Regions from separate parts of the Homo sapiens genome. Here all the other regions are linked to region 1. The links are chromatin loops, found by intact Hi-C in ENCODE. Cell type or tissue: CD4-positive, alpha-beta T cell. All regions are shown on one strand. Links, peaks and the distances in the headings refer to the core of each region. The heading gives the core; the rest is flanking DNA.

Region 1 (8,000 bases), core at 1,704-6,703:
TGCACGATCTGCACACGCATCCCAGAACTTAAAGTTAAAAAAAAAAAAAACTCAAATATTTTGAGTGTGTCCACTCTGCTCCTGCCCTCAACCCTACTTTCTTTCAATGCCTATCCCACACTGTTATGGGGCAGTCTTTCCAACATGCAAACCCAGTCACATCAGTCCTCTTGACTAACAGTTTTAATGGTTCCTCATGTTTCCATTTTGATTGAATTGCCATGGAAGGTATTTCCTCAATTAACCCCAGCCCACCTCTTCAGTCCACCCCACCCACACAGCCTGGCCTTTTGGTCCCACTATGCCAAGCTATTCATGGCTCACAGAATAAGCCATGCTCTGCCCCAACTCATGCTTCCAAGCAGCCAGTGGCCTCAGCCTGCAAGGCCCCCTTTCTCCTCCCCACCCCTTGGTCACCACCTTGGTTTCCACCGTGGCTCTAAAGACTCTTCTGGTGACTCAGGCAAAGGAAATGTATCTCCTTTCTGTGCATCTCCTGGCTGTGTGTTCTCTTCTCAGTTCGCTCTGCTCCTTCCTACTTTGTTCTCGTGGCTGTCCCAGATATTCAACCAGTTTGATTGAAGACATTCAATTTGTTGAGGCAGAAACATGGAGCAGTTTTATCTTGCAAATGGCTGCTACCAGCTGTGTGTTCCTGTCACTGGCTCTCCTTTCCCTCTAGGGACCCAGTCCCCTTAACAATATTTGATTCTCTGTCATAACTCATAAGTCGTCACTTGTGTTTATTAAAACAATCTGGTCTGGTTTCCCATCTCATATATGGTTCAAACTCTCTCTCCCCAGGGTAAGCTGGACTAGGCTGGGTAGGGGGCAGATCTTATGTCTGAGACTGTCCCCTTCTGACTCATGATGTCACAGTGAAGAGGAGGAGGAGTTTCTCTAAGTCATTGTTTTCTTCATTGGCTTCAGTGGAGCTGAAGTTGCTGGTGACTCTGCTGTTGTTGACAGCCCTGTGTGTGTGTGTGTGGGTGGAGAGGAGTGTTATATAAAGAGTTAATATGGTCAGATGGAAGCCCCAAAACCTCCACGGAAGAGGACTCAGTTCCAAGAAGGTCCCCTGAGCATTGGTGGTTCCTTCCCGGGAGAACCTACCATAGTTTCCAGCTGACTCCCAGCTGGAGGCACCACACCATGGCCTTGGTATCTGTTCCTCTTTACCTCCTGCCACAATTTCTTTTTTTGAGGCAGAGTCTCACACTGTCACCCAGGCTGTAGTGCAATGGCATGATCTTGGCTCACTGCAACCTCTGCCTCCCAGGTTCAAGTGATTCTCTTGCCTCAGCCTCCTGAGTAGCTGGGATTACAGGCGCACGCCACCAGGCCCAGCTAATTTTTTGTATTTTTAGTAGGGATGGGGTTTCACCATGTTGGGCAGGCTGGTCTCAAACTCTTGACCTCGTGATCCTTCCACCTCGGCCTCCCAAAGTGCTGGGATTACAGGCGTTAGCCACCATGCCCAGCCCTCCTGCCACAATTTTTATTGAAACAACTTGGTGCTCTTGCTTTGATTTAAAATAGATAAAAAACACTGAATTTATTGTGAATTGTTTTTTTTCTCTTGGCTCTCTTAAAAATCTGTTTCTCTATGGGCTAAATTAGTGTATCATATGGGCCAAATCACTTTTTAAAAATAGGTAATTTTCAATCATAAATAAAGGCTGGTGCAGTGGCTCATGCCAGCACTTTGGGAGACCAAGGCAGGTGGATTGCTTGAGCCCAGGAGTTTGAGACCAACCCGAGCAACACGGCGAAGCCCTATATCTACAAAAAAATACCAAAATTAGTCAGGCATGGTGGTGCGCATCTGTGTGGTCCCAGTTACTCAGGAGGCTGAGGTGGGAGGATTGACTGAACCCAGGAGGTCAAGGCTGCAGTGAGCTGAGATCATACCACTGCACTCCAACCTGGGTGACAGTGAGACCTGTCTCAATAAATAAATAAATATCCATGGATCTTTAAACTATAATTAGATCTTAGAGGCAATCTTGCCCAGCATTTCTCAAAGTATGCTCTGAAGAACTACGAGAGATTCTGTGAAGGCAGTACTCAGTGGCCAAATACGTTTGGGAAATGCCATTCTTATTCTGTAGAACTCCCTCTCAGAGAGTCATCCCAGATGTCAGAATATCAAAAGCCCCGAGAAGTCCCATGGTAAATAAACCTGGTCAATGTTCTTGAACCTAAGATTTTGCAAAATGATTTGAGCTCTGAATTCCCCATCTGCACTTTTTACCCTGCGTGCCACCTATTGATCCAGTTTGGGACGTGCTGGCCTGAGTGATGAGTCAGTGGTATATGCTGGAAATAATATTAAGAAATGGTAGTTACAGGGCTGGATCCATCCTCTTTGTGCTCTGTAGTCCCCCGGGCACAGAGTTTTGTCTCGACATCACTGCTCCAGCATCTATAAAACATGGGACACTCCAGTTCATTGCAGCTTCCACCTTTGACAAGATAGGTATTACAAAATGACCTTGTGATTCAGCTGCCAAAAATTAACAGTAAAGCACCAGTAACTCTGTGAATCCTACTAGATTCAGTTTTTAAAATGTATAAACCATTTGTCAAAAGGCAGAAAGGTGGATATTGGAAAAGGAAAAACAGATTAATTTTAAACTACTTGACTCAGATATAATCATGAAAAATCAAGGAGGTGAGTTATCAACCATTTTAGTTTTTGTATATATTTGGAGTAATATAGAATATTTTTTACATACAATTTTTTTCACACACAAGTTCTCATCATACATATTACTAAAGATGGATAATACCTAGGTTATGAAAACCATATAAACCTGGATTAATCAATTTTTCTTATGTGGTTTTATCAGGCTGTTACAAATCAATTTTAAAAAGACAGGAAAGCAGCTAAATTTGTTGTTAATTCTCTGAAGTTGTTGGATAGAAGTAAAAATTCAACCTCAACCCCATATTAAATTCAAGCATTTGGAATCTTAATTCTAAAATTTAGAACTATAAAAAGAAGAACATTCTAAAAAAATGTGTGTGCGACCTGTTTTTTGCTTTGTTTTCTACCTAACTTAATTCTGCCACCCAGCTGAATATTTCAGGTTTCCTTGGTGGAACGCAGGCTGAGTGCTGAAGGGCTCTAGTCACCTGAGAATGGCATCTGCCTGCCCGTCACCATGCCAACACCCCTGGCTACAAAAAAGGGATTTCCCCTTTTTCCAGTCTTCCCTCCCATGTGGGACAGGTGCATGCACCCCTACTCCAGGAAGGGCACCATTCCTAATTACAATTGCTTCCTTCCCTCCACTTTTGTGTGAGAGAAGAAAGCTTGAGATGCAATCCTTTGTCTTTTCAAACATGATTCTTTTGGTTTTGTTTTGTTTTCTCGCTATTCTTACTGACGTCTTTGTGTGGTGCAGCGGCTGGGATCCCACTGCATCTACATGGCAACCAGGAAATCAGTCATTCAGAGTTTCCATGGTAACCAGAGGGGGGGAGGGGTGGAAAAATCCATTTTATCACGGTATGCTGTGTCCCTTCCTGGAAGCCTACAGAATTTTTAGACAGAGGTCATTATGAAATCAACAACAACAACAAACGCCCGTTGGCATCAAGACAGGCCTGTGAACTGGCATCCCCAGGCAGGCTGCAGACTGGGAGGGTGGGAGTGAGCATGCAGCTGACCCCACCATGAGGCACAGGGCGTCGCCTTCTCCCCTCAGCACAGAGGAGAGGTGACGAATGCCACTTGGTCTCTGCAGCGTCTGTAGAGGGAAGTCTGTAAGCGGGAGTGTCAACCCCAATTGGCAGATTCTCTGACACTTCAAGTCTGCAAAGGAAAAGCAGGTAACCGACGTTGTGTAAGAAGTGAGCCTCTTGGTTTGGGTGGGGGCACAGCTCTACTTTTATGGTAAGAGTAGCCCTGACTACGGAAGTGGGCTGAAGGGTGCTGTCCCAAGAAAAGCGGAAGTATCTGTTGAGTCTTGTTTCCTGTCACATCCTGGAGCTGAAGGTAGTCACATTTCAAATTTAAAAAAAAGAAAGTCATGTGAAGTTAACCAGTGAGATTATCTTTTACAGGCAGGATAATTAGAATCCTCAGTGGTGTAGAATCTTCCACCTACAGGCGGGTTGAGTTTTATCACAGACGAGAGGGGCCATGGACCCTCAGAAGGCCTTAGCTCCTGGATTTATTTAGTCTGACCTTTGGAGAGTCAAATTACCAAGAGGTGATCGCACTTCCAACTAAAATTGAGAATGTGCTCCTTGATTTTAAAAAGTCTTCTAATGGCGATATTCTAATAGGCCAGGACATAGGGATGTTACTCTATGAATACAGGTCCTTTTTCTTTTTTTTTTTTTTTTTTTTTTTTTTTGTAAAATGAAAAATTACCTCTCATCTTCCTTTTTAACAGTGGAAGATTAGGCTTTTCCTTTTTCCTCTTTGGAAATTGAGATGAACAAATTCTTGATTTCCTTCCCTCTTCACTCCACACTGCCCCCTCCACTCTCTTGAGTCCATCCTAGTAAATAGCTCCACCAGTCACCATTCACTTTGGAGTCTTCCTCACCCTTACTCTCCTTCCCTCACATCCAAGTCAGCAGCAAATTCTTATAGCCCTAGTTTCAAAATAGAGCCTGAATCCAATCTCTCCCCCTTGCCTTTACTATTTGTCATCCTAAGCCAAGCCAACATCATCTTTCTAAATTCCAAAAGGCCCTCCTCATTGTTCTAGTTTCTATTTTGGCTAGCGTCATTCTGGTCTCACAATGCAAGTCAGATCATGTCATGCCCTTGTTCAGACCATTTCCCACCCCGTGGCTGTACATCACACTCAGAATACAACCGTGACCAACAAAACTCTATGAAGTATAGCCCCCGACTACTGCCCCATCCTTATACCCTATGTGTGCATTCTGCTCTATCCATGCTGACCCCTCCTTGATGCTTCTGAACACACCCAACTTCTGCAGTCTCAGGGGAGAGTACTGTGCACTTGTTGAAATATTCTTCCCTAGATGTTAGGAGGCCTCCTCTCACTTCCTTCAGGTCTCTGTCTAAATGTCTTCTCCTGCAGGAGGATGTTTGTATCAGCCTGGGTATATTAGGAAATAGAAGGCACACCATTTTTAGGAGAATGAAGGGAGTATTTACAGAGGTATGTGTGGGGATCAGGAAACCAACAGCAAGATCTGATGCCACACCTAGGCTCGAATGGGCTAGTGTTGGAGGAATGCAGAGATTTGCAGTCCTGGACACCTGTGGGGCTGCCCAGAAGAAGTTGTGGTTCTTGAGGAAGGAAACCAGGACCAGAGAAGAATGCTGAGGAATAGACACACTGACCTCACTTTCTACCCGCTGGTCTAACACAGATGGAAATCAGAGATCGAGGGAGTTGGAGTAATGAAGTACTGGGTACTATACAAGTTATCTACTGGTATATAACAAATGATCCCCAAAACAGCGGTTTCATACAATATATACTTTTTTTCTCTTATAGTTTCTGTGGGTCAGGAATTTGGGAGCAGCTTATCTTAACATTTCTGGCCCTCAGTCTAACTTGAGGTTACAGTCAAAATGTCAGTTGTTTGAAGGCTTGTCTGGGGTGGAGGATCCATTTCCAAGGTGGCTCGCTTACATGGCTGGCAAGTTGGTGCTGGTTGTTGACAGGAGACCTAAGATCCTCCCCACATCGACCTCTCCACAGGGCAACTTGAGTGACCTCACAACATGGCACCTGGTTTCCCCCAGAGCAAATGCTCAAGGAGGCCAAGGTGGAAGCTACAGGGCCTGTTATGACCTAGCCTTGAAAAATCACACATTGTCACTTCAGCCACATTCTATTAGTCACACAGATCAGTTCTGACTCAGTGTGGGAAGAGACTATACCAGAGTATGAACAGTAGAAGCCAAGAAATAATTGAGGGCCATCTTGGAGAGCAAAGCAAAGTGGAGAATGAATTGAAAAGGGTGAGGGAGGAGATGGCGATCAGAGAATAACCAGCACCCTTCCTTGATCATTCAATTTAAAATACTGGGTACATTCCTGCTGCTCTGTTCCCCTTCACTGCTTTATTTTTCTTCTCAAAATTTAATGCTACCTGACATATTTATTTGTTAATGATTTTATTTTTGCATTCCCTCACTATCATGTAAAATCCATGCGATCAGAAACACTGTTTTGTTTCCTTCTGGCACCTAGTAAACTTCCAATAAATATTTGTATATTCAAATGTATAAATTATACCTAATTTTAGATACAAAGCAAATGCTTTTTTTTTTTTTTTTTTTGAGACAAGGTTTCACTCTGTTGCCCATGATGGAGTGCAGTGTCATGATTGTTGCAGCTCATTGCAGCCTCTATCTTTTGGGCTCAGGTGATCCTCCCACTTTAGCCTCCCAAGTAGTTGGGACTATAGGCGGGTACCACCATGCCTGCCTAATAAAAAATAAATGCTTTTAAATGGCCAATTCCAGTAATATCCCCATCCTTTTTAAACCAAAAAGTTGTTCCTCCCAACCCAACTCCATCCCTAAAAAGACTAATACTAATCACGGAATTAAAACTTTGTTTCTGGGAGTTTTGAAAGCAGCATAGTTGCCTCTTGGTCCTTTCTCTTTCTTCAGCTTCTGTTGTTTTCATTTGGCTGTTCCTTGGAGATTTTATTTTTGTTTTTTGCACTCCCACCCTTAATTTTAGAAGCAAGTTTTCATATTTCTTCCTCTTAAAGTAAGTTGCCTCTTATGTGGCTGTTAAAATTGCCTGTTTATGTGGCTCCCATTTGAGTTCTCTTTGCGGCAATCTTATTTAAAAAACAGCTCTCATGAAAAAAATAAACCCCTCCCTCCTAATCTTCTTCCTTATTCTCTTTCTTCTGTTTATTCCTGAAATCTACCAAGTGTACCAGTGAAAATTTCTTGTCTTCTGTGGCACATATGAGGCTAAAAAATTGCTGACCTATGGTTACTGACAGTCGGAGGAAAAGAACAGATTACAAGCAGAAAAACATTTCTTCTGGGCACTGGGGAACATGTAGAGTCCATTGTATTAGGCTGTTCTTGCATTGCTATAAAGAAATATCTGAGACTGGATAATTTATAAAGAAAAGAGGTTTAATTGGCTCTCCATTCTGCAGTCTGAACAGGAAGCATGGTGCTGACATCTGCTCAGCTTCTAGGGAGGCCTGAGGAAGCTTACAATCATGGTAGAAGGTGAAGAGGGTTCAGGCACATCACATGGCAAAAGCAGGAGCAAGAGAGAGAGAGTGGGAGGGGGGTGCCACCCACTTTTAAGTGATCAGATCTCCTGTGAACTCAGAGTGAGAGCTCACTTATCACTAAGGGAATGTCCCAAGCCATTCATGGGGGATCCACCCCCATGATCAAAACACCTCCCACCAGGCCCCACCTCCAACACTGGGAATTACAGTTCAACATGAGATTTGGGTGGGGACAAATATCCAAAGCATATCACCTGCATAGGCAATGCCAACCCACCGTGGAGCTTATGTACACAATGTTATCCCAGTTAATTGATTATAAGAAAAGGCAGCCTCAGGAACATTTGCACCCAAATCTAGAGAGGGTGGAAGGATGATTTTTGTCCTCCATCAGCCCTAGAAACTGATGACAAATTAACACATTTCCAGATACCAAGTGGGAGAAACCAGCCCCTTAGCTTATAAAACAGGTTCCCTTGGAGCGGGGAGATAATCTGGTGTCAAAAGATATAACTTGGCTCCCCATATGCATACTCATCATTCTACACAAAATCTACACAGAAATCTTCATTGTAAATGCTTTGATCATAAGATGCACTTCGTATCACCATCAGCTTTTGACCCAATGGTACTGGAGCAGCAGTTTTGACTCTTATACTAAGAGTACATACTAACCTCATCATTTACTTATATCATAAATGGGAACAGTGAGTTTCTATTGTTCTTGTGGAGTTCATTTACTCATTTGACAAAGATTTAGTGAGTGCTTACTGTATATCAGGCACCAT
Region 2 (8,000 bases), core at 1,370-6,369, 75 kb after region 1:
TTTGCTTTATTTCAGAAGTAACTGGAGTGGTGTTTAATATTACTCAAAAAATCTTTTCTTTGTGGATAATAATGGAAGTGTTTAATGCAATAATGTGAAAACAAGATTGTAAGAATAGTGCTTAAAATGTTAAAAGAATAATTTGTTTTTGAACATCTTTAAAGTCTTTAAACATAGCTCTTTACATATAAATTTTGCACATGCCAAACAAAAATTGTTTTATCTAGCCTTTCAAGCAGGTCCCCAGAAGAAGTGTTTTGTAGCAAATCCAGCTCACATACTATGAGTTACCCTCAGAATTTAAAAGTAATACATGTATCCCCAATTTTGATGTTTTAGACTGGTCTTTTTCCTTAGTTTGATGATTACGGTTTGACAACATAACCAGTCCCAGCTAGTGGGTTCCTGGACCCTGAATGAAAGGTAGATTTGTAAGGCAGCTGAGCTTTGGCTGATTGAGACTTGTTTGTTTGAACATGTTCCGCCCTAGTAATGGATATGGTCCAGTAACTGAATAAAGATAATGAGCACTGAACAACAGATGTTTATCAGGCAAAACGGAGATCATCTTTTAACACTCTGTTGCTGAGGCTTTGGTATAAGTTTATTTAACAAATTTTAACCAAACACCTGTTTATGTACCAGATTCTAGGTATTTATAGGCAAATAAAAATAGATATGGCCCCTGTCATGGAGTGTACTGTCTAGCTGGGGAGCAGAACTAAACACATACACAATTAGATATAAACCGTTGTCCCTCTGTATCTGTTGGGGATTGATTCTAGGAACCCCCTTGGAGACCAAAATCCATGGATACTCAAGTCCCTGTATAAAATGATATTGTAGAGCTGGCCCTTTGTATCTGAGGGTTCTGCATCTGAGAATTCAACCAATGTTGGATCAAAAATATGGTATTTGTGGGATGTAGAACCTGCAGATACTGAGGACCATATCTGGAACTAACGCAGGACTGACTGCAAGACTTGAGCATCCTCAGATTTTGGTATCCACAGGGGTCCTGAAACCAATCCCCTGAAGATATCAAGGGACAACGGTATTTGCATGTAACTTATACAAACCCTCCCCTATACTTTAAATCATCTCTAGATTATTTATAATACCTAATACAATATAATAATTATAATAATTATAATACCTAATACAATATAAGTAAATAGTTATTATACTATATTTTTAGAAAATAATTACAAGAAAAAAGTCTGTACATATTCAGTACAGACGTAACCATCCATTTTTTCCAAATATTTTCAATCTATGGTTGGTTGACTTTACGGATACAGAAGGCAGAATATAATTACAAATTATGATACAGAAGTACTCTGAACAATAGGAACAGAATGCCATGAAACTATGAGATACAATTGGAAAGACTGACTTTGGAGAGAATTTATAAATGGAAAGGTCTAGGTGAGCATCGGAGATTTTGAGCTCTTAGAATAATGTTCCTTGAATGGTTCTTATTCCCTCTTTCCATTTCATTCTATGTAGGCAGTGGAAGATGCCTTCACCATGAATTTTACCTGTGTTACTGCCAGTACAGATGTTGATCTTTCTCAACCAAGACATCATGAATTTCCATAGCCCCAATAAATTGCAACTGTTGGGGCCATGGAAACATGGGAGCTGGGCTGCTTAGGAGAACCTGAGTTCTTTGGGTGGGGTGAAGGGTGTGGTGTTTACACATTTCATTAGGATTAGAGTGATTTTGGTTCTGCTGCAAACATTGCCAAGAACTCATCATATTCCTCTGGATAAGTCACTTAATTTCATTGAATCTCATTCTTTCTCCTATAAAATTAGAGAATTAAGATGAGGTCATCTCTGAGGTCCTTTCATATTCAGTGTCCTAAAAGGCTGTATTGTATAGTGAAAAAAGGTACAGACTTGGGAACCAGATTGTGAGGGTTGAAATCCCAGCTCTGTCACCTACCAGCTATGTGACTAAGTACATTTCTTAACTTCTCTGTGCCTCCCGTTCCAAAACTGTAAGATGGGAGATAAGATAGTATGCACCGCATAGTGTTGTGAGAATTCAGTGAATTAATCTAGTAAAGTACTTAGGGCCTGCATTATGGTATGTAAGAAGTGTTAACTGCTATTACTATTCCCTGAAAGAAGGTCACCTCTTCTAAAGCCTGGACTCCAGAAGAGGCAGAATACTCGAGACCCTGGAGTGAACATATAAACAAAATAGTGTTTGGGAACCAATAATTGACATTTCCACAATTCTTACCAAACCTGCTTTGTGTTAGGCATGTTTTAAAGCACAACTTTTTATTGTTGGAAGAAGGCCCAAACCATAGAATGCTTTATTTCATGCCCACAGGGACTCTCTTCTTCCTTGGGACACAGGCAGGTAATTAAGCCCCTGAGGATGGGGTGCACACAGGATATTGAACTAGTGCTTACTTCATAATGCTTTCACACCTGCGGCCAGGACAACAAAGCAGGAGAAATCAATGCCATTACTTCAGAGGCTGAGAGGTGGATGCTCTTATGCCAATGGGTTTTTGCTCTACTTAAGCAACATGAGACCTCATAAATTAAACTTGAAAAGGATTTTTCAAATTATGAAAAAATTCATTAAAAATGTATAAGCATTAACTTCAGCTGACTTAGTGTATCACAGAGATTCTGTTTTAATTAAACCCATACAGATTTGCAATAAACAGCATCATTTTCTCTTCATTTCTTAATACACCCAAATCTCTGAAACTATCATTTTGTTCCTTTGCACTATTTTCTTTAGCATTTTCTTCATAAATGATACCACCTGGACTCTGTTATATTATAAGTGGTTATTAAATGTTTAATAAAGAATGAACTAATAAGACTTTTACATTTCTTCCACTTTCTGTGTGTATATGCGTGTTTGTGTAATCTTCTGACAGCTAAAACTCTGACAATTCAGACTATTGTGATTTGGGGATGTCTGAAATAATGGAGATTATGCTTTCTTATAAAAGAGAGAGAAACTACTTTTTCTGTGAGAAACTAGGATGCTATCATGGGAAAGAAATTGCTTGTGGATCTTGTAAAACAGAAAATGTAGCTTTTTAGATAAAAGGAAAAGGAGAAGAAGAAGACAAGAAATTAAGTTTACTTAGCAAAAATCTAGTTTCCTGAAACTTTTCTGGAGACCAGAGCACTAGAGTCTCTCAGTGTTTTTTGCTATGGATGACTCCCTCTTTTGGGGATGGTGGTAGTTGGCGAGGGGGAAGACTCCAAGGGGTAGTAGCAGCCAACTCCCCTCTTAGCCCTGACAACCACACCCTGACCCCTACCCCTACCAGAGGCTATCCAACACTGTCGCTTTTACCTTAGAAAAGTAGAGTTCAACCTCTCTGACAATTTCCATTGCCCCTCCTTTGTCCCTAGCCTATCTTCCTCCCTTGAGCCTTCTCCCTGTCTTCGGTTTCTTCTCTCTCTCCAAAGACTTTTCAGAAGGAGCTCAGTTTTTCCTAAAGAGTAAGAAACAAAAAAGCCTTTCTGTGGGAGTCTGTTTAAGACATAACGGACTCGTGCTTATAAAAGGCCCTTTCATTCTGTTTGCTGGTATGTGTTTCCTGAGCAGCCGGGGGTGGAAAGTCTCAATAGAGTCCAGTCAAAGATTGCAACTGCAAATTTCCAAGGCTGCAGGGTGGGGGCAGAGGAGAAGGGAAAGCCTTGTGTATAATGCCATGCAGACACTTTCAGCAAGACTTACTCAAGGCAGCCCCAGGAGCTCTGTCTTTAAACGTGCCAACATACGTTTTGTTAGCAAGGCAGTTCTTTCTAGCAAATAACTTTCTTTATGGTTTCCCACGTACAGGGTGGTTTTGTTTTTCACAAAATACCGTTATTTAAAAATGACAACTGAGCAGAGAAAATAGGCATTAAGCAGGAAATGCTTGGAGCCTGTCTAAGGCTTTTTTCTGTTGTGGACTGGCGAATTGCTGCCATGATAAGCTGATGTGTTGCCCTTTCTGTTGGAACCTTCAGGATGGTGCCCAGAGTGAGAGGGAGCATTTCAAAGAGGATTCCCTTTTGGTCTTAGGTCTTAAGTTAGAATTACATAGGGATAAGCAAATTCAAATCAGAAAGTTTGAGATTTGGATTTGAACTGTAGAGGTTAAGAGAGGGTTGGTGTAGAGATTCACATTTTTTGAAACTGTGAAATTGGATGGTTAGTGTTCACTTTTCCCCATACATACACAAATATATATATATATACATGTTTACATTTTATATTCTGTATTGGCAAATATATGTATGTGTGTGTGTATGTGTATATATATGTGTATATATATACACATATACACATATATATACAAACACACAATACACACACACACACACACAGACATATGTTCTTCATTTGATTTAATGAATAAATATTTGTTTGGCTGACCTTAAATGGATTTCATGCTATCTTAGCACTTTCTTAAATGGAGAAATTGCAACCATGTGCCAAGATTAATATGGTAAAAGTTTCACTTTATTTTATTTAAAACTATGTATATAGACATGGAATAGAATGTAAAATGTATATGAATTTAAGATACAAATGGAATACAACCCTTGCTTGTGACAGGAAAGGATCCCAGATTCCCTGGGGTAGGGGTGGACTCAGCTTTAGCTTCAACAGACTCTGGGACACCTCTGCCTAGGGCTGATCATGCGGGTCAGCAGGAACGGGCAACAAAACTCAGAAAGATTCTCTGCTCAGAGATGTTGGAATTTGTACTTCCTACCCCAGTCTTCATTCTGTAGTTATAAAATTATGATCCTTTTCAGGTCTCTCTTTAAATGTGCATATTTATTGATAGGCTTAAGCTATTGGTCATTCATACCTTATAAATTAAGCCACTAACATCATATTGAGATTGGCTTCACAGACCACAGAAGCAGCTTTGGGTTCCTAACTGAGGTCCCTTAACAGTTTTGTAGACTAGAGCAAGCCAGCTAATTCACTTGAGCCCGGTTTCTTAATCTGAAAATAGGAATGATAACACCCACCTAAATATCACAGAATAGCTATGAAGTCAAAATGGCATACTATACATGGAAGACCCCTATTAAATTGTGAAGTACTATTTATATATCAGTCATCACTACCAATCATTTTACCTGAAATTAGTAGTACATCATCAGGCTTATTCATTTGAGTTGAGATTAGTTAATAGAGAAGAATGGGATGGGAGAGGTAGTTTTGAAATATAAAACATTTAGGAAGATTGGGCCAATATGTGTTACCTCAGTGAGAGTCTTTGCTATTTGAAGGTATAATACAGCAGGTCAGAGGCAAGAAGGAAGAGGAAGAGAGTCAATGCCACAACAAACTTCTGCTCTGAGATTCAGCAGAGGAACCTTGAGGAAGAAACAGCCCTTGACAAGCTAAGTTGCTCTAAGGAGAAAATTCCATGATGAGATTCATCTTAACTTGTTAGGCAAGCCGCAATACATAGACTGAGACACAGTACTACTATATTACAGTTCTGAGCATGGTATTTTCCAAAGCCAGGACCTACTGAAAGTGTAAATAATTGGAGGTAAACACTGGTCTCACTTAGCATCTAGAAAACATCCTGTCCTCGTGCACGTCTGACAATGCTGCCTGTCATCTCTGCTCTTGTGTTCATCATCCTAATAACACACAGCAGTTGTTAAGCTTGCGCTGTGTACAGGGCACTATTCTAAGCACTGGACATGAACCATCTTCTTTTATCCCCACAGTAACCCTAAGAAGTATATTCTTTAACTCTCATTTTATAAAGGATTCAAAATCACAGCTACATAGGAGGGATAAGTTCCAGTGTTCCATAGCACTGTAGGGTAACTAAAGTTCACAATGATTGATTTTGTATTTTCAAACAGCTACAAGAGAGGATTTTTGAATGTTCACAATGCAAAGAAATGATAAACGTTTGAGGTGATGGATATGCTAATTACCTTGATTTGATCATTGCATGTTGTATACATGTATGAAAATATCACTGTGTACCCCATGAATTATTATATCCAATCATGTAATTAATAATATAACACATAATACAATTAACATATACAATATAACATATATGTCAGTTAAAATTTTTCAAAAATGTTCCCATTTTACAGTTGAAAAACTGAGACTGGATGTTTAAGTAACTTGACCACTTAGTATATGGCAGAGGATTCAGGTGACAATAGACCTGAATAGATTCTGGGCCTCTTTGAGGCCAACCTCTTCCCAACCCATGGTATAGCCATTGTAGGTAAAGATAATTAAAATGTGCACAAATTAGGAAGCGCTCAGAATCTGCTCCTCTGAAAATCGGAGGATACTGCCTTCTTGAGGGCCTGCTCCTCAAATTCTCTTATGCAAGACCTGACATTGAAGTCTTTTCTTTTATATTATTTTTTGAGACAGGGTCTCACTCTATCACCCAGGCTGGAGTGCAGTGGCATCATCTCAGCTTACTGCAACCTCCGCCTCCCAGGTTCAAGTGACTCTCTTGCCTCAGCCTCCTGAGCAGCTGGGATTATAGGCATGCACCACTATGCCCGGCTAATTTTTGTAATTTTTTTTTTTTTTAGTAGAAATGGGGTTTCACCATGTTGGCCAGGCTGGTCCCAAACTCCTGGCCTCAAGTGATTCACCAACCTCTGCCTCCCTAAGTGCTAGGATTACAGGTGTGAGCCACCGCACCTGGCCTGAAGTCTTAAATATACTTGGAGAGGTGAGGATGAAGTAGGGCCAAAGAGAAAAAGGCTCCAAGGAAGTGATCAGTTGTTTTTGTGTTTAATTTGTTTTCTTTTCTTTCTTTCTTTTTTCTTTTTTTTTTAAGCTGAGCAAATGACTGAGAAAACAGAGTTCTAGAGACATTGAGACGGTAAAGTGTCCAATTTTTAAAAAAATTGTCCACTTTAATTTTTAAAGAAACAGTATTTAATAAGTTCTCAATCTGATGATGTCATTTTTCTGTCTTCCGAAGTCTTCTGAAATCATCAGTTTGACTTTATGTTTGCTTCTAACACCAAGCTTCACCAAGGCACATTTAAGCTTATTTAGGGAAAAAAAGTCATGAAGAACAAAGCAAAAAGCAGATTTTAGATCTTAACTTTCACAAATATTCCATCTCTTCCCTTCTAAACAAGTCATAGAAACTATGGACAAAAGTAGACTCGTGTGTAAGAAAAAACAAAGAGTTTATATCTGACTGTAGAATGAGTTTTGGACTAATTTTTTTCAGGAGTCAGAGTAGGAAGGCCAGGAACCTAGGCCACCTTTTTGGTGCTCAGCACGTGGTGAGAAACCCAAAATGACCACTGATACATGCACTTGCCTTCTCATGTTGAGACAGCCAAGCATAAAGAGACTCCCTACCGGCCTGCGCACTGGGCAGAGTGCACGCTGGGGTGGAGCCTCAGGAAGTTGGCGCCATTTTGCAGAGGGGAGGAGCCTGGCCTCTTCCTTTTCCGGTGTGGAACCTGGGATTCAGTCTGTGAGAATGGAAGCGTCTTAGCAGGACTGTGGCTTTGCTAAGGGTCCCTGTTTCCCTTTTTTTTCTTTCCACCCAACACACCCTGTCCTTCTCACCCTTCAAAGTGTCTGCAAGCCTAATTTTTCATGGTTGTGTGACAAGGACCCCGTTTTTAGCTGAACTAAGGAGAAAGCCCTACAACAATGTTTTGTCTTTCCTCGCCATTAGCAGTTCCATTTGGTAAGATAATTTCATTTAAGTGGACAGTCAGTCCAGCAACATGATAAATAGTTTTGTCTGGGATCAAATTTCTATTACTTATCCGAAGCTGATGTCATTTTGAATTACAGTCATCACACTTCTTTACTCTGATCCCATTCTCTCATTTAGTAGTACTAAAATTCTTCCAATTCACGTTTTCTTTTGTAAGTCAAGATCTCATGTTATTTACTGTTATTTACTCAAAAGTCAGGTCTTTTGAGGTCTCCTGTTATTTACTGTTATTTGGCCAGTGGGTCTACTTCAATTAAGACT
Region 3 (8,000 bases), core at 1,049-6,048, 68 kb before region 1:
GCAATTGGGGGCTTGTGGGAGGAGGAAATTTAATCCTTACAAACTCCATCTCTGCTTGCAGAGGCTCCTTTGCTAAGCCTGGGGTTATTTGAGGAGGGGGTGGTGTGCAGTTTATGGCTCTTCCAAGTTCCTTGTTTTGCCTCCGTGGCACGCTGATCTTGACAGCTCCCCTGTACCTGAACGTTTGTGGGAACATTTTAGCTGCATTGCTGCCTTTCATCTGAGGGGGCAGAGGAGAGAGAGAGAGATGGGCAAGGAAGGAGATGTTGGGTCTTTTCATGTTTTTAAAGGTTTTCTTTTTTTTTAAAGGTGGGGTGGCCAAGGTTGAAAAGCCTAGCAAGCAGACACAGCTCTGGAAGGTGTGCCTGTGGCCTCCATTATTCATGTCTTGACCTTCTCTCAGCGGCCAAGCGCCCACTCTGCCTCTCACTTGGCTGGGGCACCTGAAACCGCTGAGGCCTGAGAGCGCTGGCTCCATGGCTGCAGCAGCCCTTTCTCTGCCCCACCAGGCCCAGGTGTGGCTTTTCTGGCATCCAGATCCTTAACCTGGTCAACGTGCTAAAGCTCAGTCACACACAGGATGAAAGTGGCCATAAAAACACTTAGAGAAGCCTCTCTGGCAATAAATCGCCCTCTCCTTTCCTTTTTAATTCTTAGGAATTAATTAACTTAATTATTAGCTAATTAATTAGTAGTTAATTAGTCAATTAACTAGCAGAACTAGATCACCTGACTTCCATGATAAACAATAATGTGCTTTTGCATTTCCAGAACCAAAATATAGTGCCCAATTCAAGGAACTGTTACTCTTTAGTAATCACAAATAGTGTAACAATGTTGGTAAACAGAGACGTTAAGGCTGGACCAAGAAAGGTAGTGCGGTAGAATGGGAAGTGCACAGTCTGGCAGTTGGAAGCTGGAGCTATGGTTGGGTTGACTGGGCAATTGATTTATTCAGTCATTTAACAAACTTGACTGAGAGCCCTTGATGAAGCAGGCATTGCACTGAATGCCAGGAAGACCAAGAAAAGCAAGACATATGACCCCTACCCCCAAGTTATTTTCAGTCTTGTGGGAGGCAATCAAAAGACATATAAACTGTTTAGACCATGAAATCTGTCTGGCATATTTAGCTCCTCGATTTGCTGCATGGTCTTCATCATTGTCAATCTCCTTCAGAGAATGCATGGAATCTCATTTCGTTCTCGCAATAATCCTATGAGGGAGGTCTTATCATCCCCTTTTATAAGGAAACTGAGTCCTTAGAAAGATCAGAGAGTTTGCCCAAGGCCAAATGGCCAGTAAGTGGTGGAGCTGGCACTGCAATCTAAGTCAGCCTGACTCCAGAGCCTGTGCTGGTGGCCACCAGGCTACACGGTTCTCCAAGATCTCCCACCTCTAATCTTTTTTCTGCTGCTCTTTTGCAGAGTCCACTTCCTGCCCTCTCACTTAACAAAGTCATCTCTGCCCATCCACCCAGCCTGATGGTCTTCCCTCCAGTCTCAGGGAAAAAGACACACACCCTCCTGCAAAGCCCATGCTCCTCACCTGAGCCTCCTCCAGTCCTCTTAGGATCGTGCCTCTTCATCTTTCTCCTGCACCTTCAATTTATCACACTCTACTTGTTTCTTCCCCGCTCAGTCCCTAAATGTGTCAAGCGCCCTCCTGTTCTAAACAATCCCCAAAATACAACAAAACAAGAGCTTCCTTTTCCCCATACCCAGCTCAGCCCTACCTAGTCCCCACCCCACTAGCTCCACTTCACCAGCCCCACCCCATCACCCACCTCTCTCCTCTTCCCATCCAGCGCCCATTACATTACAGAATGTAATCGCTGTACCCGTCTCTACTTCCTCAGCTTTACATCCAACCAGTTGATGGGGTCTTCCTGAGTGGGCTCCTAAATGCCCCTCTGTATCTTGTCCCATATCCCGACTCTGACCCCTTTTGTCTCTTTCCTGCATTACTGCAACCATGCCCCCATTGGGTCCCTACTTACAGGAATAGCCTTCCTAAATATCTCCTCCACCTTAAGGGTTCAGCAATCTATTTGAAATATGAACTGTCTTCATCAAACCCTTGAGCGACCATCCACCACCTAGAGCAGGAGACCCAGCCCTTTTGTATGGCGTACAAGGCACCCTATGATCTATACAAAGGCACCCTATGATCTATACTGCCTATGGCAAGAGCCTATCCATTACTGACTCTCCGTGCTTTACTCTCTCACAGGACAGAGCTGCCCATGGTTGCTTGCTTGCATTTTGCTGTTTCTCACTTCCACCCCTTAGGTACTGCTCTCTAAAGAGAATGCCTTTCCTCACCCCAGCGCCCCGCCTCCAGATAAGCCTAGCTAACCCCTGCTCACTTCTTCATTAGGAATCATCACTAACCAACTCTCTCCACTCCCTCAGGAGTTTATATTCCGATTATTTGTCTATGCGTCTGTATCACATTTCCTCAAGACCTAATAGGAAAGATGATGATTCCCAATTTAAGCGCAGGGCTTCTAATTACTTTAGGTAATCAAAATATTCTCTTGCTTGAAACATGAGGTTTATGAAATCCCAGCATTTGGGAGGCCAAGCTGGTGGATCACTTGAGGTTGGAAGTTTGAGACCAGCCTGGCCAACATGGTAAAACCCCGTCTTTACTAAAAATACAAAAATCAGCGAAGTGTGTTGGTGCACGTCTGTAATCCCAGCACTTTGGGAGGCCAAGGCGGGCAGATCCCCTTAGGTCAGGAGTTCGAAACCAGCCTGGCCAACATGGCGAAACCCCATCTCTACTAAAAAATAATAATAATAAATTAGCCAGACATGGTGGTTCATGCCTGCAATCCTAGCTACTCGGGAGGCTGAGGAAGGAGAATTGCTTGAACCCAGGAGGCGGAGGTTGCATTGAGCCGAGATCACACCACTGCACTCCAGCCTGGGTAACAGAGTGAGACTCCATCTCAAAAAAAAAAAAAAAAAAAAAAAAGGATTTATGAGCTCCCAAGGAGGAGTTTAAAATGCCCTAGGTGCCACACTCTGCCCTTCACAGGTGTTTACATTCCAGGTGAGAAGGAAGAACTTGGAAAGAAGATGAGAACCCATCCGCAGAGGGCTACCTGGGGCCGAGGTGCTGAGGTAGCTAGGACTACTTTAGCTCAGACCTTGGTGTGTCTGAGGTGGGATGGAGATTGAAATCCACTCCATCTCCTGATACCGGCATAATCACAACAATAAATGATGTCTGAAGTGGACGTGCAGCAGCAGAGAACAGGCAGAGAAATGTAAAAAACAACAACATCAACAACAAAAAAAACCCCGTGCCCTTGATATTATGGGAAAAGAAATAAGGAATACACTCACATCTTAATGGAAATAGAGGAATTCAGAATTTTAAAGCCTGGTCAAGGCTCAGATAGACTCGATCAAGGACAGAGACCCCTAGGATAGTTAATTTTGGAGTTATGAGCTCTGGCAAGAATGTGAACAAAGAAGAGAGCAGCAACAAGACCTAGTGCAAACACCAAGAAGGCAAATCCTACAGCTTCCAAGCACCTCTACAGGGACTGTCTACTTTAGTCTTCCCTTCATCCCTAATCCTCATGCCTTAGCAGTCTCCTTTTGTGTTCTTTGGTTTATGCTTACCATTTGAAGGGTGACGGAGGCAACTTCTAAAAATATATTTTCATCTTAATTGAAACGTGCCAGGTTGCAAAATTCCCCTGCTGCAGGTTTCTTTTCTGAAAGAGAGTCATGTGCTGCCATCTTGTGGTTGAGAGCCGCCACAACAACAATTATGTACTCCCAACATCCCGCCCAGTCCAGTGCTGGGGTGGCGGAGGCGAGGGGCGCGAGTGGCGGGGGTGATGCGGCTTCCAGGTAGAAAGCTCTGGAAAGGGTTCCGCTGCAGGGACAATGGCAAACAGGGAATGACCAGTGGAAGGACAGGTGTCACACTGGGGACTGACCTGGTAGTAATTAGTAGCATTGGAATAGGATCCAAAGGGATTTTCCCTGGTCCCTCAACCAGTATGATTCCATCTCTAGGTGCCGTTTTCCCCCTAATTAATAGATTCTCATTAGTGGTGATTTCTTAAAAATGACCTTGTGCAATGGCAACAACACCAGACTGAGAGTTAAGACACCCGGTATCTAATTGCCCCTCTGCCACAGACTACCCAGGTAAACTAGCAACAGAGGATAATAGAAAAATTATTGACCTGGGACCAGGAGGTTTGAATTCAAGTGTGATCAGTCTGGTGTGTTACCTTAGGGAAGCTGTTTCACTGAGCTCCATCCTGTGCCAGATACTGTCCTAGGTATTTTACATGGTTTTGTTTGTTTGTTTGTTTGTTTTTCCAGTTTCTTACTCCAGGATAGTGTTCTACAAGTGAGAAAACTGAGGCTTAGCACGATTGAGGGAGCTGTCCAAGGTGTCACGGAGCCAGTGAGTCAGGATCTGATTCAAAGTCTGACTCTAAAGCATATGCGGTTTATTTATTTGTTATTTATTTGAGACGAAGTCTCACTCTGTTGCCCAAACTGGAATGTAGAGGGGCAATCTTGGCTCACTGCAATCTCCACCTCCCAGGTTCAAGCGATTCTTCTGCCTCAGCCTCCGGAGTAGCTGGGACTACAGGCATGCACCACCATGCCTGGCTAATTTTTGTATTTTTAGTGGAGACGGGGTTTCACTATGTTGGCCAGGCTGGTCTTGAACTCCTGACCTCGTGATCCGTCCGCCTCGGCCTCCCAAAGTGCTGGGATTACAGGCATCAGCCACCGTGCCTGGCTGTGGTTTATTTTTTTTAAATTTATTTTCCTTTCATAATTGTGTATCATATGAATATGATACATATATTCATTTGTGTGTGTGCAGGGGTTACACATAGGTCAGATGGCTTAAATTTATTGTGTCCTTTGATGGTAGGGCAAGCCCAATTTTCACAAGTGCTCAACAAAGCTGCAGATGCTTATGCTGTTGCTTTTTAATTTCCTGTGTGTTCTCATTTTTCCCCATCTAACGTTGTTTCTAAAGGCATTTAAGAGATCTAACGACTCTAGCTTCAAAAGTCATGTTCTTTGATTTCTGAAGATAAAAGGGACGACCTAGAGAGGGAACACTGCCATTCTGCTGAGGGATCAATCGGAAAATTAACTTCCTTACAGGGAAGACAAGATGCTCTCCATGGCGTTGATTTAGTGCTTTTTTCAGGGCTGTTGCTACAGAATCTCGCCCGGCACAGCAACCTTGTGAGGTGTGTGTTATTCTCCTCATTTGACCCTTGAGGGAATTCAGGTGCAGAGAGGTGAAAACACTTGTTTGAGATTACACAACTGTGACTTGAAGACAGGCCTTTTTCTTAAACAACTTTATTGAAGTATGATTGACATACAATAGACTGCATGCACATATTTAAAATACAAAATTTGATCTTTGATCAGTTTGACAGTATAAACCCATGAGACCAGTACCACAATCAAGATAATGAACATATCCTTTATCCCATCCATTTCCTCATGCCCCTTTGGAATCCCCCAGTCTCCACCCCCACACTGCCATCCCCAGGCAACCGTTGATCTGCTGTCACTATAGTTTTCATTTTATACAAATTTTACATAAATGGAAACATATAGTGTATATGCTTTTTTGTCTAGCGTTATTGGCATAATTATCATGAGATTCATTCCTGTTGTTTTGTGTATTATTCCATTTTATTGTTAGGGAATGTGTCTTTAGATGGGTATGCCACTATTCATTCTTTTGATGATGGACATTTAGATTATTTCTACTTTGGGGCTATAATGAATAAAGCTTCTATAAACACTGACGTGAAAATATTTGCAGCAGACCTAAGTTTTCATTTCTTTGGGGTAAAAATCTAAAAATGGAATGTCTGCATTATTTGATCAGTATATGTTTAGATTTTTCACAAACAGCTAAACTGTCTTCCCGAAATGGTCATACCAGCATGTATGAGAATTTCATACGTGGATACTCCACATCCTTGCCAATACTTGGTATGGTTAGTCTTTTCCATTTTGGACACTGTAATAGGTAGTAACATCTCATTGTGATTTTAATTTGCATTTCCATAATGACTAATGATGTTGAACATATTTTCATGTGCCTATTAGTCATTCAAATATCTTCTTTAGTGAAGTGTCTGTTCAGATCTTTTGCCCACTTACAAAAATTGGGTTGTTCGTTGGCATATTATTGAGTTTTGTGAATTCCTTATATATTCATATATAAATATTTTATCGGATATGTGATTTTTCAAATATTTCTTCTCATTCTGTAGATTTCCTTTTCATTCTTTTAATAATGTCTTTTGAGGATGGACGTTTCAAATTTTAATGATGTCCAATTTACCAAAAAATTTTTTTAGATCATGTTTTTAGTTCTGTATCTAACAAGTCTTTGTAACCCAAGGTCATAGGGATTTTCTCCTATATGCTCTTCTAAAGGTTTTGTAGTTTTGGTTTTGCTTTTAGGTCTATGATTTATTCTGATTAATTTTTTATATGATGTGAGATGTGTATTGGAGTTTTTAAAATTTATTTACTTTTTTTGCAAACGGATATCTATTTTTTTCAGCACCCCTTATTGAAAAGACTATCCTTTCTCCCCTGAATTTCCTTTGCACCGTTGTTAACTGTCAATTGACCAGATATATGTAACTCCATTATTATAATCTCTATTCTGTTCCATTGATCTATTTGTTTATTTTTATGCCGATACCATACTGATTACTATAGCATTATAATAAGTAGTTTTGAAATCAGGTAGATAAGCCCTCCAAATTTGCTGTTCTTTTTCAAAGTTGTTTTGACTATTTTTGGTCCTTTGCATTTCTGTACAAATCTTGTCAATTTCTATTTAAAAATTTCTGAGATTTTACTTAGAATCGCACTGACTCTACAGATTGTAAGGCTCACCTCATTTTTTTTACCATCTCTCAAGTGTCACAGAACTGTTTCCTATTTTCCATGTTTTGAAAAACATTCTTTCATTTTTTTTACCCCTAGTTTTGTGGTTGTTTCAGGTAGGAATTTTAAATCCCATTCCTGTTATTCCATCTTGGCTGGAAATAGCAGACTAACCAAGGCCTTTAGACCCCAGATACCTGTGCTCTTTCCATAAGAAGCCTCACGTGGGAAAAGAAGGGTCGAGTCTCACCTTTAAACAAAGAAAAAGATTTTATAAAAAGTTAAGTGACACCAGCCTTCAACAAATGCTTAAAACACTGATCCCTAACCCCTAATAACACTGGGTTACTACACACCAATTTAAAAATTCTCAAGTTTTGATTCTCATAGATCAAATCTTACTTTTGTTCAATTCTTTATTGTGTAAAGCCACAAAAAATGTGATCTCATGGCAAATTTACTCATTTGGAGAAGATGGACGGGGTGCTGTTTCCTCTGTAATTCTGATAGTTCCCAAGTGATTTCGTAATACATGAATCAGAGGACGTGGCTATGTCCTCTGTATTTAGACAGAGGAATTCATTTTTCTGATAAATCCCATCGTGTCCCCAAACAGAAAGTGGAATCAAAGACTATGGGATATTGGTGGTTGTAAGCAGAAACCCTAATGATCTACCATATATGCTTAGCTTGACTTCATTAACTTTTTGAAAATGAACCTGCTGGGAAGACAAATCTAATGTCATCCATTAAATAAGAAAAATAAAAATTAAATCATAAAAGTGAATGTGGCTGGCGTGAAAGCAAACAAAATGAAAAATGTTTTATTACACTTCCTTATTTCAAAGCAGCCTTTTAATTAAGATTTCCTCCAACAGCAAAACTAATTTGATAAGTTTATACAGCCAGCACATTTCAATTTACACTTTCAGAAAGTGACTCTTTTTCATTTATAAGGAATTTATGTACAATCTCCAGGAAGGAAATAAGGATAAAGGCAAAGGGGCACACCTCCAAGTGGGATGTGAAGATTCTTCCTGTGCAGGTGGAATAGAGTGAACAGTAACATTTTCC

Evidence for each region. Peaks named below come from ENCODE experiments on the same cell type or tissue, not always from the same donor. Only the 100,000 strongest peaks of a DNase experiment are listed, where the experiment ranks them.
Region 2: it touches region 1 in a loop (2.3-fold over the local background); 2 of 110 quality-filtered maps call a loop at or near these places.
Region 3: a loop joins it to region 1, with 6 times the contacts of the local background. A loop is called at or near these places in 8 of 110 quality-filtered maps.

The regions. Positions count from the first base shown.
Region 1 is chr14:51,843,542-51,851,541 of GRCh38, forward strand. It overlaps a transcript of GNG2 not described here. Among named protein-coding and RNA genes, the nearest start is that of GNG2, 13 kb to the right of the region's middle. RefSeq lists enhancers at 646-785, 826-915, 3,570-3,669, 4,000-4,059, 4,621-4,770 and 1 more. In CD4-positive, alpha-beta T cell, for the core only: a CTCF peak has its summit at 4,141; DNase peaks (open chromatin) are centred at 3,190, 3,440, 3,840, 5,800 and 1 weaker place; H3K4me3 peaks cover 1,265 bases; H3K27ac peaks cover 3,875 bases.
Region 2 is chr14:51,919,225-51,927,224 of GRCh38, forward strand. All of the region lies in intron 2 of GNG2 (G protein subunit gamma 2), which reads left to right. Among named protein-coding and RNA genes, the nearest start is that of GNG2, 63 kb to the left of the region's middle. In CD4-positive, alpha-beta T cell, for the core only: no CTCF peak of the experiment used is centred there; no DNase peak of the experiment used is centred there.
Region 3 is chr14:51,776,523-51,784,522 of GRCh38, forward strand. The region is part of intron 1 of LOC101927598 (a long non-coding RNA gene); the gene reads left to right. Among named protein-coding and RNA genes, the nearest start is that of GNG2, 80 kb to the right of the region's middle. RefSeq lists an enhancer at 3,498-3,567. In CD4-positive, alpha-beta T cell, for the core only: a CTCF peak has its summit at 3,786 (motif pointing left); a DNase peak (open chromatin) is centred at 3,749.